Linked DNA regions of Homo sapiens: region 2 is linked to region 1. Evidence: chromatin loops called from intact Hi-C (ENCODE). Cell type or tissue: prostate gland. All regions are shown on one strand.

The links. A loop is a pair of places that touch in the nucleus more often than their neighbours do. Peaks named below come from ENCODE experiments on the same cell type or tissue, not always from the same donor. Only the 100,000 strongest peaks of a DNase experiment are listed, where the experiment ranks them.
Region 2: it touches region 1 in a loop (2.5-fold over the local background); 2 of 110 quality-filtered maps call a loop at or near these places.

The regions. Positions count from the first base shown.
Region 1 is chr2:67,836,806-67,844,805 of GRCh38, reverse strand. No RefSeq gene overlaps it. Among named protein-coding and RNA genes, the nearest start is that of LINC01812, 15 kb to the right of the region's middle. In prostate gland, a CTCF peak has its summit at 4,151 (motif pointing right); a DNase peak (open chromatin) is centred at 4,135.
Region 2 is chr2:66,885,476-66,893,475 of GRCh38, reverse strand. No RefSeq gene overlaps it. Among named protein-coding and RNA genes, the nearest start is that of LINC01799, 15 kb to the left of the region's middle. In prostate gland, no CTCF peak of the experiment used is centred here; a DNase peak (open chromatin) is centred at 4,475; H3K27ac peaks cover 446 bases.

The sequences.
Region 1 (8,000 bases):
AAGGCTGATTCTGGGATATATTCATATGTTAAATGCAACTTGTAGTCACCATTATAATGTTTCAATGTGTAATACATTGAATAAATTCCTAATTGCCATGGTCTAGATATGGGTAAGATACCCTTAGTTGTAGAGTAATTTCTAATTTATATACTATGTCCTCATCCTCCAATAGCTTGAAATTGTTAATGTGGTCAGTATCTTTTCAGAAGTCTGCTCAGTTCGATGGCCAGAACTTCTCAATCTGTGAGAGTAATGGCCGTGTTTGGGCACATGACTGTGACCCCACTCTCCAACCCATGTCTGATGGGACCATGTGTGGACACTTGGAACAGACTGAGCCATGTGCTGTCATAGAGATAGAGGAAGAGAGGTGGGAGAATGGGGAGGTGGAGGAGAGGAAGAGGTGGGGGGAGAGAGGAAAGGAGAGAGAAAGGGAGAGAAGGAGACAGGAGAGAGAGAAAAGGGAGAGAGGAGAGAGAAAGGGAGAAAGGCAAGAAAGAGAAAGGAAGAGAGAGAAAGAAAGGGAGAGAGGGAGGGAAAGAGAGGGAGGGAGGGAGAGAGAATGCAGCAGAAAAATTGTTTCCTGGGTTTCTAATTATTTTCCTTCCCGTAGTTTCAGTCATTCAGCCATTTCTCAAGTCTGGCTGCATATTTTTGGCTTTGAATTTGGAGAGACACCCCACCCTACAAGAATTCTTGTAATAAATCTCTCTCCCCTCTTTCTTTCCCTCCTCCCTCCCTCCCTCCCTCCCTCCCTCCCTCCCTTCCTCCCTCCCTCCCTTCCTTCCTTCTTTCCTTCCTTCCTTCCTTCCTTCCTTCCTTCCTTCCTTCCTTCCTCACTCTCTCTGTCTCGGTCTCTTTGTCTTTCTCTCTTTCTTTCTGAATGTGCTAACTTGGTTACTAATACAGCCTAGAACAAATGGAATTGGGAATAGATATCCCTTGGTGAGGTGCAAATCCATGTAGCTTAATAATAAAATAATGGATTTGGATGTTGACAAAAGTTTTAGCTGTTCTCTCCTGCTGACATGTGGGGCTGTCAGGTTGAAACATGGTATAATTCCATTTATGATTCTGAAGCAATGGAATCTCTCTGAAAAACATTTTTCCCCTTTAAATTATTGACACTCTAAAAAGTAGCTTATTGCAGCTGCTCCAAGTGCTGGACAGTTTGGATGATCTGACACGATGCTTTAATCTAAGACCTTGGGTGACCATATCCATCAATTGACCCAAAGGGCAAAATGAATAGAACGGCTCCTCCTGCAGCTCTGGATAAATATGTGTGGTTAATGGGAGGCAGAGGGTAAAATTTCCAGGGCTCTTTGGTCTTCTTTGACAAAATTAAAACAGAAATCCAAGAAAACCCTGAAAGGCCCCATACCTTCTCACCTGTGTCCTAGGACTTTCCCTCTAAAGGTAGCGTGAATGCTGAAGAGCTGAGGCAAACTAGAATCTCGTCCCTAAAATGGACGCTCTCCAGAGGATGTTTGGAAAACCTGGCTGGACATCATGGGCTATTAGTGGTCTTTTATTTTTCCTTTCTTTTCTTTGCTTCTATTTGTTTATTTGCTTTTAAATCGGAATAGAAAGGGGAACATTGGAAGGTGAGAGTGGAATGTCCTTAGAATCAGAGGAAGGCTTTCCTATTGGGAAACAAAGGGCACAGACTTCATTATTTGGAATAAATTGTAAATCGTGCCCTCTCTTAACCTACTGGGTGGTATTGTCCTACTAAAAGATCTGACTCTGAAAAAACATCCTTTCTCCAATGCCTCTCCCTTGGGAGCTTTGAAGATTCTGGTAACGTGGGGAGGTACTGACATTTTGGAAACTCCAGACAGATCTGTTTCTGCCAATGGAGTGATTGTGTGTGCATGTGTGTGTTTAGATTACAAACGATTGGACTAACTTTATGACTGTGATTGTACAATAAGGAGCAATGGGCAAAGCTATCAAATCATTTTAAATTGGCCTCTCAGTATCTTTTCCCTTTGCTGAGTAGCTGGAGTTTATCAGTGGACTGACATATTTCCTAGCATATTGGACCTCAGGCAGTCACTCTCCGTTTTTTTTCCTGCCAGTGTTTTGTTTTGTTCATTCATTTAATTAAAGTGTACCAAGTGCCCAGAAAATGCCTGGAATTGTGCTGGACATGATGATCGCTACTCAGAGTAGATCTGCGGCTGCTCCGTGGAGCCCCGGCTGACCCAGCCAGCATGAGCCAGGGAACCAAGCAGTCAGCACGTGAAGTACCCAATGCCCAGCCTCAGGCAACATGCAGTCTAGTTAGTGAGATGAAGGGCATGCCTATGAGAGCTCCCTAGACAGTGCGATCTCCATGGGTGCAGCAAAAGGCAAACAAGGACTGCCCGCAGGCAGAACAGATCTTGCTGGAGTGGTCACCCAAATCTTCACTAAAGAGGGGTTTTGGCTACATCTTGAAGGACAGGAAGGGCTGGGGAATGCACAAGTGGATGCTAGAGAAGGGAGAGGAGTCCAGGAAACAGTGTAGCTGTGCTGGGGAGACCTGGGTTGGAGCTTGAAAGCTTGAGAGGATGAGACATTGGTTTTGGACAGAGATTGAAGAGCCTTGGATACTGACGGGAGCCCTCCCTTGATCCGCAACTCTGGAATATTTCCCACCCTTTCATAGGCCCCTTTTGACCCCATCCCTGAAGGTTGCAAACTTGGGCATTGTCTTCTCTCTTCTTCCAGGTGAAGATCTCCTCCCAACCCCCAGCAGACTCTCATTTGTTTTTCTTCTAACTTTGTAGTGAAAAAAGAAAAAAAAAAACAACTTTGGATTAAAAGCTCAGTTAAGAAAGTGCCTGACAACCTGACATGGAATGGTGTGGAACTGGTTGTTTGCCTGTGGTTTAAAGGTGGTTTCCCAGAAAAGCTCTCTCACAGACGGCCTTGCAGAATGCAATGCAGGCATGTACAAGGGGTGTGTGTGTGTCTGTGTCTGTGGAGAGTGAGGGTGGTATGGAGGATAGGACATTTATAAGAATATCTGGCATGTTGGTGGTAAGTTTGCCAAGAAGGTTTATGCTATCTTTGTGCGTGTGTGTGTGTGTGTGTGTGTGTGTTTGTTTGTTTTGAGATGGAGTCTCACTCTGTTGCCCAGGCTGGAGCTCAGTGGCATGATCTTGTCACTCTGCAACCTCCACCTCCAGGGTTCAAGCCATTTTCCTGCTTCAGCCTCCCAAGTAGCTGGGATTTCAGGCGCCTGCCACCACACCGAGCTAATTTTTGTATTTTTAGTAGAGATGGTGTTCCACCATGTTGGCCATGCTAGTCTCAAACTCCTGACTTCAAGTGATCTGCCTGCCTCGGCCTCCCAAAGTGCTGGGATTACTGGTGTGAGCCACCACACCTGGCCCATACTACCTTTCTTGCATGTCGAAATACAAAGATAGCTCGTTTCCAGCCAACCTAAGAGGTTTTCTAGGAGAATATATACATATACACACATAAACCTACACATATACGTACACATACATATACACATACACAACATAAACATATGTATATACACATTTGCATATATATACAAATATATTAAAATATATCCTAGATAAAAGATTTTAAAACAGTCTTCATGAATGTATGTATTTTGGGTTTTAGGACAGATATTTGGTCTTCTTTCAGCATATACATCTGTTAAAGATTTTTCTTCTTGGATAATAGGTTTAGTCTGCAGAGCATTGTCTTTCTTTCCTTTGGATTATTTTGCTCTTCACCCAATGTATTTTTGACCTCGATGGCACCTGCCTTCTCCTTAGGGGTTGCATACTGTATTGTAGAAAGAAGGGGCTTCAGGGAGAGACTAGGGTGAGTAAATGAGACCAATCTGGGTAAATGTCTTCCTAATTTAATCCTCTTATTGGAAAAGAGTGTTATGAATGAGCCCCCAAAGGTGTGCTTTTCACACACACCAGCCCTAGAGGGAAGAATCATGGCTGTAAATGTACCTGTGTAAGCACCAAGTTAAGTGGTATTTTATTTTTGGTCTCTAGACTAAAGGTAGGTAGTGATTCTACCTGAAGGACTGGAGGTATGTGTACGACATCCCAAGCTGTGACAGTTGGGCAGGTTGAGGGAGCATTGTGAAGACTGCAGCCAGGCTGCAGAGGGCAGTGTGAGACCGTGGCGTTGCCAGTCCTGTGGCAGGGCCAGTGCTGTTCTTAATATAGGCCACCTGTGGTGTTTCAAGATAAATTATGTTAGATGGGGAAACTAGTCTATTGGATTTGCAGTAAATGTGTGCCAGTTAGCTTTACCCCAAAGAAAGTCTTTCTAGGATTTTCCTCTCTTCGCCAATTTCAAGACATTAAGTACTAAGACTGGCTGAGTGGCAAGCTTGTACCCTTTTCACTTTTCAAGCACATGAATGTGTTGTGACAATTGAGATGATATTTGGTGCCTTATGATGCACTACAATTTAACTGCCTTGGGTGCTAATGCAGCTCTGGGTAGGGAGAGACACTTCTTTAATAATAATAACAACTTTGGCACCTTTTTTTCTAGAATAGTAGGAACTGTAGCAAGTTTGCTGCAGGAGCTTTTGCTCTAGAGCTGGTTCTGGGTGTTCAGCATCCTGTGAAGGTGGGATTCCAGGAGGGGAGGATGTTGGTGGCTCTCAGAGAGAGTGGCTGGTCTGGTGTAGAGGTTAAGTGCATGCTTTAAATTCAAATGGACCTGGGTTCAACTCTGCCTCTCTAATTTACTAGGTATAATACCTCTTCATTTTCCTCATCTGTAAGATTTGGATAATTATGGGTAAAGGATTTCCTGGAGTTGCTGGGTTAAGTGAGATAATATATGTGGAATGCTTAGCACAGTGACCCATAGTAGGGAGCCTCTAGAATGTGGTATCATTACTGGCATTCAATTCCAAATATTTATGCAACGCCTGTTAGGGGATTTGATAGTGGACAATGTCAACAACCCCTTACCGTCTGGTCTGGTGAGAAAGACATCGAGTACTTACTGCATCAGAGCAGTACTGAGGGAAGCATAGCACAGTGACAAGAAGCAGGGACTCTGGTGCCACAGTGCCTGGGTTTGAATCCAGTCTGTTACTTCTAGCTGTGTGGCCCTTGGAAGGTCACAGACCCTACTGGTATCTACCTTATGGGATCACTGCAAAGGTTAAATGAGTTAATACAAAATCTTAAAATGTTGCCTGGCATGTAGCAAGTGTCAGCATCACATGACTGCTTCTCATCGCAGAGTGCGATGAGCTTTAAAAGGAAGAAGATCAGGATGCAGGGGAAGTGTATGAGAGAAAGATGTAAGTGAAATTCATCTAGCGAAGTTCCACTAAGGAGGGGAATGAGTCACAAAGTAAATTAGGGGGAGAAAAGGGGAGGTGGATTTACATGTGCTCTTATGACATAATCTCCAAGATACATTGTTAAGGATAAAAAGCAATGGGGCAGGCCAGTATGCATAGCATGCCCCCATTTAGGTAAAAATAAATTTATCAACCTATTGTCTATGTATGCATATATGTATGCATGTATGTGTGTATCATCTCTCTCCACCTATCATCTATGTATCTATTATCTATGTATCTATCTAGCACCTATCTATCCATCCATCTATTTAATCATGTACTATTTTAGGCAAGGTTCACTAAGGGATTGCTAATAGTATTGTTTGGGGGCGGGGGGTGATCTGGGGAATTGTAACAGAAAGAAGAAAAAATAAATAAACTGGAAAAATGATCAAGTAAGAAGATAGACACCTTTATGATCTTCAGGCTAAAAGGCAAATAGGAAAACCAGGCCTAGCTTTAGGTTTCTGGTTAGAGAGTCCATGCTGCTGGTTCCTGGTGGGAATGGGCCTACTAGTCTCACTAATTTATTTTATTTTGGTAAATATAGTTATTTTTATAAAAATGCTATATATACTAATATGAATGGGCCTATTATTTTCAAATAAATACTTAAAATATTTCTTCCTATTTATTTCTAACATGGGAAAGATGATGGATATAACCTATATAAGTAAAAGTTATGTGGGGACATTGGTTATTTTTTATTCTTTGAGACAGAGTCTCACTGTGTCACCCAGGCTGGAGTGCAGTGGTGTCATCTTGGCTCACTGCAACACTGGCCTCTCAGGTTCAGGAGATTCTCCTGCCTCAGCCTCCCCAGTAGCTGGGATTACAGGCACCCGCCACCACACCTGGCTAATTTTTGTGTTTTTAGTAGAGACGGGGTTTCGCCATGTTGCCCAGGCTGGTCTTGAACTCCTAACCTCAAATGATCTGCCTACCTAGCTTCCCAAAATGCTGGGATTACAGGCATGAGCCACTGCACCCGGTCAGGGGCTTCTGATTCCTAACTGGCTTCACATCAGACAGAGGCCAGCATGGTACTTATCAACTGTAACACTTTATGGATCCTCAAATACCATGTGATTTACTTACAGATTTAGTAAGTCCTCTGCTCTCAATACTGTGTTTCCCAGGGATTGCAGCAATTCCTACCCATATTCTCATTGTTAATAGGGCAGGCTGGAGGGCTCCAGGGAAGCTTAGCAGTTCAATGGCTCCTTACAAATACCACTCCTACTACTGTTACTACTGCTACATAATATTTATTGAGCACTTATGTTTTCCAAATACTGTACATGGGCCCACCCTACATTCAGCCACCAGAAGTTATTAGCAGGTGGAGAAGAGCACCCGCCCTCAGAGCTGATTAGAGGTGTACTGGTTGGGTGGTGTGGGGTTGGGGATGGATGGACTGGAAAAATGCTTGCCTGTGATCTGGAGAGCTGAGCAGGTGTGCTCACCTTTTCCTGCTTGGCCTTTCTTGATTTGAGAAAATCCAAACAAAACAAAACTGAGCCCAGCCCAAAGCAACAAGAATTTTCAGTGTGGAGATATCTGGTTTGAAAAGCCTTCTAGCTTAAAGATTGCTGTGGTGTGAATGTCTGTGTCTCTCTCAAATTCATATGTTGAAATCTTAACCCCCAATGTAATGGTATAAGGTGCTGAGGCCCGTTGGGAGATAATTAGGTCCTGAGGCCATTGGGAGATAATTAGGTCCTGAGGGTAGAGCCCACATGAATGGGATTAGTCCCCTTATAAAAGAGACCCCAGAGTGCTAGCTCACTCCTTCTACCATGTGAAGGCACAGAGAGAACCAGGAAATGGGCCTCATAGACACCAGAAATGCTGGCACCTTGATCTTGGACTTCCAGCCTCCAAAACTATGAGAAATTTCTGTTGTGTAGAAGCTACCCAGTCTATGGTATTTTGCTGTAGCAGCCTGAACAGACTGAAACAAAGGCCGACGTGAAACATCCCTCTTTCTCTTCTGCTTGGAGAATGGTAGAGGACCACTTAATACATTTAAAAAAATCTCTCTTAGTTTCATTTCAGTAAAGGAGAGGGGAGGGAAGGAGAGTGTCGACCTTGTAACGGCAGAGCTTCTTCTCTAGGACGTGCCCTACTGAAAAATCACAGCTATTTTGTTTTTTCAGTTTCACTGGGACATGGGACGGACATTGTTTACTTGTTATTTGAAAGCTACAAAAAGGTCTGCGTGACCCCAAGTTTTTCCCTATAGGCCTTCTGTGGTGCCTGCCACGCCCACCATTAGCAGGACTCCTCAGGGACCTCTGGGAGCTGTGTTCACTTTAACTGACTGGACACATTTTCACGCTCATTTGCACAGCTTAGACTCAGGCATTGGTCTCTGTTCAGCACACCAGCCCTCACCCAGTGGCTGGCACCCAGTGCTCTCCAGCTGCTCTGAGTCCCACACCAAGTCCCTCACCACCTGACACATAAATGTTCCTGACCTTAATTCTCACATTAAGACTTATCTGTCCCGTGTCCCAGTTCCCCTGACTGCTTTCCTGGCCTCTAGGTTATTTGTAGGTAACGACTGGGTATTCATTAGATCTGGGGTTTTAAACTGTATTCTAAAGAACCCAAGAGAGCCCACAAAAATGCCTTTGGGGATACAGTAGAG
Region 2 (8,000 bases), 950 kb after region 1:
AGATACTTTGTATTTATGTATAACACAGAGTAGGTGTCTAGTGGGACATCCACAAGTCCTGCAGGTCATGGGTGATGGGTTGTTTGAAGGACTTTCTAGAGCATCACAGGACATGTAGCACCCATGCCCCCATTCACTAGTTGCCAGTACCACACTGCAAACACTAACAATCTACAAGCACCCCCATATGCTTCTAAACTGCCATCTGTGAGGACAGTACTGTCCCCTTGAACACCACTGACTTACACAGTAATGTAGATGTGCATACCACACAAGTAAGTTTAATAATCTACTAGAATATAAAGTAACCTTTTATAGAATTACTTTTACACAGCCAAAAATAGACATTGTTATGCATTCTATTAGACTATAATCGGAATTCTATAGGTGGTGAGTCCTTATTTGTTTTTAGCAAATGCCAAATTGACTCCTAAAATTATCCATACCCATGTTCTTTTTGTTTTCCTTTGAAAAAAAAAAAACATGGGCCCCTATTTCACAACAATACAATAATAAAAAAGTGTGATTTTAAAAATAATCTTATTTCCAAAGATACATCTTCTCTAAACATTTTTTTATTTTTCAATTTATTTATTAAATAAAGAACTTCAGATCTTATTTTTCATGAATTCCACAAAGTTTAGTTATGGATATGACAAGCAAAGCGAAACAAAAGAAACAACAACAACAATAAAATAAAGCTATCCACTTTCTGAAATCCTATTTCTTAAATGACGGATGAGCATAGATGTTTTCCTCCCATTAGAATGAAAGAATGTGTGCTATAATAATGCAGGGAAGATCTGTATTTCCATGCTAAAATAAGATCTTACAATAGCATAACCTCAGTGGTTGACTAGCTTCTGTTTTTCAAGCCAAGACACCATTTAAAAACACCAAATTGTTATTAATTCTCAAATTCTTAACTGATGTATGAATTGGAAGATTTAACTGTATCTTAAAAAATGAGTTAGTGAAGGAAAATATTTTCCAGAACTGTTTCTTATTATTTACTACATGGGATTTAAATGTTACTAAAAATAAATCATTTACAAGGTCTTAAGCCATGGCTCAAATATACATATGTGGTCTACACAAGTGGTTGGGGATGGGAGACTAGATGAGCCGTGGGGTTTGAGGGTTACTTCTACTCATGGTCTTTCACCTAGAGCCACATCTGTTTTATTTATTTGTATGCATCCACAACATTTTATTCTAATGAAAGTTTTCCCCATCTAAAAAATTTTGAAAACCACTGCCCTAAGGGAAATTAGGCAGCAGATGTAAACAAGTGTAATATAGGTCAAATTTCATCACAACAAATACTTTAGTGACAAAAATCTCTATATAGAAAAGATTTTGGAGCCCTAGACAATAATCCATTTGTCTTAAGAAATATACAATACAACACAATAAAAGAATCCAGGCAATCTTTTTATTATAATGGCCTCTGACCTGTATTCCTTGCTTGGTAGAAGAGTCTTTAAGATGGAATTCAGTGTTGTTAGTTTCCTCTAGGTATAGCCCCTTTTCTTTCAATCCGCTTGCTGTCTGACCAATGTTTACAGTGAAATAAAAGACTTGTGTAGTTAGAAGAGGCACCTAGAAAAGTGTTCCATAAACCTGAAATGATTACTATTCAACCTTGATTCCAAGAACAAGGCAACAGTAATCATAAAAGTAATATCGAGTCCTTCTGTGGTAGGGTCAGCTAGTGGCTACCCAATGCCGGTTCTCTTCTTCCTTGTTTTCCAAAACCTGCTCTTCGCTTGTACACATTGGCATCTGAAAACTAGTCTACCTTCTCCACCCTCCCTTGCCATTAAGTGCAGCCAATGAAATATAAAAATGTCATGTGGGTCTTCAGATAAGGCCACTTCAAAGGCACAGTCTTAGCAGAAAGGGGTTGCCATCCCCCTTCCTGCAGTCTAGAAGTCAATTGTAATGGCTGCAACTCCGTCTGTCATCTGTGAAAATTAGTTATCCTTGAGGATGGGAACCATGTGTTGTGAGGCAGAAAAAATAGAAGAACCTTGAGTTCCTAACACTTTTGGAGAGAGCCACCCAACAGCCTTGGAATGCCTATTTCTGAACTACTACTGCACGGAAGAATAAATACTTGTATGACTTATCCACTGGTCGGTATTCTGTTCCTAGCAGCCACACATAATTAACACATCTTCCTATCCTAACCAGCATACCCTTCTCCGTGCTGTATTCTGGGATTATATGGCTTCTATTTAACAACTTGTTCAAAATATACTGTGTACCTTTACTATATACCAGGACCTGTGCCAGCACCCGAGGTTTTAGCAATTGAGGTAAATAAGACGTACATCTTACCTTCATAGAAAGCTTCTTAATTCCAGGCATTCTAATAGGCAAAATGACCTCCTTAATTTCTTTAAAATTATAATAGAGCTAATCATGTGTTAGTTTTATTTTGTAACAATTAAAATTTGTGTCACCTTTATTGAGGTATAGTTAATACAATAAGCTGCATGTTTTATGGTATAATTTGATAAGTTTTGAAATATGTGTATATCCATGAAACCATCACCACAATCAAGATGGTACATATATCCATCATGCTGAAAAGTTTTCTTATGTCCTTGCGAAGCCCTCTCTTCTGCCCTTCCCACTTCCCATCCCATCCTCAAGCAGCCATTACTCTGCTTTCCTTTCCTTTAGATTAGCTTGAATTTTTTTTTACAGTTTCATATAAATGTACCAGTTTTTGATCAACAATTCTGATGGAAAAGCACATGGCTAAATATAAGCATGTTTTTTCTCAGTCTAGAGACCTAATCTGTTTCCCAGATTTTGAAGATGGCAAACTATTCTGCTATTGTTTGTTTTTTCATAACTTACAGGATTTTATCTGGATTAGCTACATATAGATAAGAAAGGAGTCCCTTGATGTTCACCCTTTCCATTGTATCCTTGATCAAAGAAAAATATTTTTACTTGTGGGTATGGATGGATGCCAAGCTGAGATTTAAACATATTACAGGATTGCTGGAACAGAGAAGTTACTTTAAAAGATCCCCATTTAATTCAAGATAGTTACTGGCTTCTAGACTCTCTATATGCATCTTAGGGAATAAAGAAAGAACACCCCCACACCCCCCCCCACAAAAACTTTGAAAAATTTCAAGTGTTCCAAGTATTAGGAGTTTTTATGTTACCATACATTTTTCTGTAATGATCTCAACTGATCTTACAAGGCAGTTTCAACTTAAATATACTATAAATGTTGATACTTTGTAAAGGGTATGAGCAGGGGCAGGATTACTAGATAAAATATAGGACGTCCAGCTAAATTTAATTTTTACATAAACAATACATAATATTTTAGTATAAATATGCTTCAAATATTGCATAGAATGTAGCAATGCTAAAAGAAAGGATTTTTGGGTTTTTTAACCTGAAATTCAAATTTAACAAGGTGTTCTGTATTTTCACTTGGTAAATCTGGCCATCTTCAGAGTGTGTGTGGTGGGGGTTGGGAGTCGTGATGAATTTGGGAGATATGGCTGGGCAGAGAGGAGAAAGAAGGAGGTCTGAGTGATGGCCGAGATTGGGATAGATGCCCTGTGTGGAACCTATTGAATGGATCCACTTACAAAACTAAAATAAACAGTTTCTAATTGTTACGGCCTAAAAGTAAAAAGTTGTTTATAACCTGTGAGTAGGATCACTTTATGTCAACTTTAAATGATTTTAGAAGCCTGATGTCTGGATCCGGAAGTTGCCCTCCTGGGAAACTCTTTGGACTTGGGTAGTTCTAGCCCTGTGGTTTTTCAGTTGAGTGTCTTATATACAAACTAACCCTTGGTTCAACTGATAAGAAGTTAAACATTTCAGTAAACATGGGATAAAATTTCCCAAGACATCCTTGGGAAAAGGTATTTTTTGGAGGAAAGATCATGTCTAAGGAGGCTTTTATATACATTACACCCTGGAAATTGAAAGACATCTAATTCCCAGAGGTTTCTAGCTCCAGATAACTTGCACAATGCTAAGTTACAAAACCCTATCTGTATGAATGTGACTCAAGCTCATAAAAGTTTCCATCCCATCCAACTGGGGAAGCAACTTCAGAAAGCCTCCTTATTAGCTGCCAAAAATCTTCACCACATACGACCCACCCCCACTTTCTGCTTCTTCCAGGTCATTCACCACTAATGACTGCTATTAATGACTAAGCTATGCCAAAGACAGTATAAGAGGGGGTGGGGGTGGGGGGGGGGGGTTGCAGAGGACAAAAGTAAGCTTTAGGAGTCCCTGTTCTCAAATACATTTCCTTTCCTACTCTTGGACACCATCCTGAATTCCTCCAAGCAGTGCTGTTTAGATGTTTGGATTAGACTCCCAGTTTGCCAACTGCGCATCTGTTTCTCCCCCCACTAAGGGAATCAAGTGCAGGTTGGAAACAGCTCATGGACTATGTAAGAAGACAGGCCCCTGCAAATCAAGGCAGAGCCAAAACCATTAAGTCATTAGGTCTTGTGTTCTCAGGTTTTATAGCGCTCTTATTCACCAGCCATGGTGGAAGCCTTTCTGACGTGCTTCTGACCGCTCAAAGATAAGGTCACATGGCACCTCAGGCCTGTGTAGTGAGCACACAAGGCTCTTTCTTCCTTCCACAGGCAGTGCTGCCTGCGTGATCTGGGCTTATGTAGGAAATGAACTAGATGTTGTGATTTGAGTAGTACTGGGAAATTCTCTCCTTCCTCCTTCCTTTGCCTCCACCCAGCCACCAACTTACCCAAATATTCCAAATATCTTTCAGGTGACTGATATCTGATCCCAAAGCCATCTTGAACTGTCAAGAGTGCAAGTGAAATTCATGTTGGGGGATGTTCACCATTAGTTTAACATGACTCTCCCAGATTAAATGAAAACTCATAGGTTAAGAAAATGGCGACTATAACTCTTAAAGCTGTTGGTGTTTCCTAGAGAATCATCCACTGCCACTTCTTTAATAATTTCAAAATGCCTTACATTTATAAAGTGATCAATAATTATTTGCTTATTTGACAAAAAGAGATATAAAAAGAATGCAATAAAACATGCACTGGTAACCTCTCATATAGGATGGAAGACACATAGGTACTTACTTATTTCCTGACCAAATAAATATCAAGTATGTTATTTGACCAAGTTTGCCCAAAAATCTCTTCCCATTAATGTCTTGCCCTAACTCTCTTAGTGTTTCTGATATCTTTCATGTTCCTCTTAAAGTTTAAACAAACATCTCTGATTGTGTCAGCACCCACATGGGCAAAATAATTTCAAAATTATGTTTTAAAAAAATCTCAAAATTATTATTATTATTATTATTTGAGACAGAGTTTTCGCTCTTGTTGCCCAGGCTGGAGTGCAGTGGTGCGATCTCGGTTCACTGCAATGTCAGCCTCCCGGGTTCAAGCACTTCTCCTGCCTCAGCCTCCCAAGTAGCTGAGATTACAGGCACATACCACCATGCCTGGCTAATTTTTTTGTATTCAAGATTATTTTTTAAAAAACAATTTCAAATTCCTATTTGAGAAACAGAATAAGTTACAGCACACTTAAGGAAAAAACAACAGTAAAGTAGTGGGAGAAGTGGATCTGGAGAGCAGTCTTAGCCCTGCTGCTGCTGCTGCTGCTGCTACTGTTGGTGGTCGTGTAACGTATTGTCTAAACCAGACACTTGTGAGCGTGAAAGGAAGGTGCGAAGGCAAATTAAGCTGCAGCGACAGGAACTCAACAAACGAGGGTGCGAACTCACCCTCCAAGTCAGTTTCTCTCAGAAACTCAGTTTCATGGTCTATGAAATTCAGAGTAAGACAAAATGCAGTTCCTTCAACTCCAAAGCCTTTAGCTGAGAGCCAATTCTCATTTCTTCTTCCTAACTTCACATCTATTTTAAAATAGAAATGCATACTTTGTTTATTCATGTCTCCTCTCACGTCTCTGTTCAATGAACATTTCCGGCCACACAAAATCATTCTGGAGATCAATTTCAGGAAATTCAGTCTTCCTAATAGTCTTAAAGACAGCCACAGCTTTCAGCACTCTGTCAGAAATGCTGTTACTCAAAGGGATGTGTGGACCACTATATCTACTCACTCTTCCTTGGATATAATTTTCCTTTTAATTAGAGCAGGAAAAGAGTGATGGACAATGATGGGAAGACCAATGCAGAATACTTACTCTTCATAGCTGAACCCATTTTCTCCAACTGCCCCATTTTCATTCACAGATCTCCTTTTGCCACACGGCTGCATTATACAGCTTCATTCTGAAATGGCCAATAGATTACACATGCCCCTTCTTCCTGGCTAACAAGAATAACAATTTATTACTGATTCATGTATTATTTCAATTGATCCTCATAGCCATTCTTGAGAGATCTGTATTTGATGATTCAGATAGGACAAGTGACTTTTATAAAGAGACGCAGCTAGCAAGCATCAGGAAGAAGTGGAACCCATTCCAACTTTATTATGCCACACTTTCCCTCAGAAATCCTATCATTAATGAAGTGAAAAGACTAACAACACTGAGTAACAGTTGTGTTTTAATATACTTAAACTACTTAAATACCAGAAGTAGGATGGCATCAACACTGCAGTCAATTACATGTCCATGTATGAAACTCTTATTCAACATTTGGCATGACTGTCCTTAATCCCCAGCTAAGGGAAAGTTACGGATTATTCTTTCTGAAAAAAAAATCACAGGATGCCCAAATGTTAGAGCCAACACTTGTGGATTGTTCAATGATTTTATGTCTTGATTAAAACGACAACCACAAAAACTCATTTCATCTAGCCAAAAAGAAATGGACAGTATGAGAGAGAGTATTCTTAAAAGGGGTATCCATAGAACAGGTCTCAAACTTTGCTTTTAAAGGACAAAGTAAACACCTCATTTAAAAATAGTGAGCAACTCAAAAAATCTTACATGCTTATTATGAAAAAAAAGTTGATGGGACTAAAGACTCACCGGGGGAAAAAACACTCAGCTATTTGGAAGTGTCCTCTTATTCCTTAATATGACTGCCACTAAGTTAACCACCCCCCAAAAGACCTAGGATTGGATTTCAAAATTTAGATGCTCTAAATAATCCCTAAGTACTCTTGAATCCATGTTAAATGCTGAAGTATTTATAAATATTTCTTTTAAATACACAAAATTTTAAGTTCATCCAGGCAGGTGCAGGAATATATCATATGCCAACAAACTGTCAAAACTTTTGACAAAGAGTCAACAAATTGTGGCAATGTTTTTAGAAGAGCACACGGCTTTGTGTGACATAAAATTCAATGCCAAGGAAAATCACCAGCCCCATCTGCAGTAACTCATTTAAAAAAAAAGATTTAAAAAAATTCCCGTCTTTCTACAGATGTCATTTTCCTTGCCAAGGAATTTAGTCTTGTAAACTATTACTATGCCTGACTTAGCCTTAAAAGCCTTTGGACCTAGTAACTGATCAAGGTGTGGGAACCATAGTCTAAATTCTGGTTCTCAAAGTTGAGTTGAAAGATGATGACAAACCTCAAGCAACCTTTGCCAGAGAACAATGAAGCTGCAAAAGGGATTGGAGTCAGAAAAGGGAGGATGCCAATGCTTTCTTAAAGAGTCACAGTTTAAAACAGGAAATTAGAATAATTTTTTAAAGTGCTGCTGAACCATTACCTTCATTACATACTGGTAAGTAATTTCTCTTACAAGGTGCATTTTGTTTATGCACTGATTTTGACATTGTTTTCTGAATTTTTTTTCGTTTTAATAGAACAATGAGAATCAGAAATAGATGTGTCTGAGAATGATGAGTAAATTTCATGTATATCAAAAAGCAAATATCCATTGTAGAAACAATGAAGGCTAGGCTCTCAGCTAGGAATCAGAGGGTTTTAACCATGTAACAACAACAGCAACAGCTACAGTGGTGTGACCCTTGTCTTCAGAGTCCATCCTGTAAACGGGGAGATCAGATATCTACACCT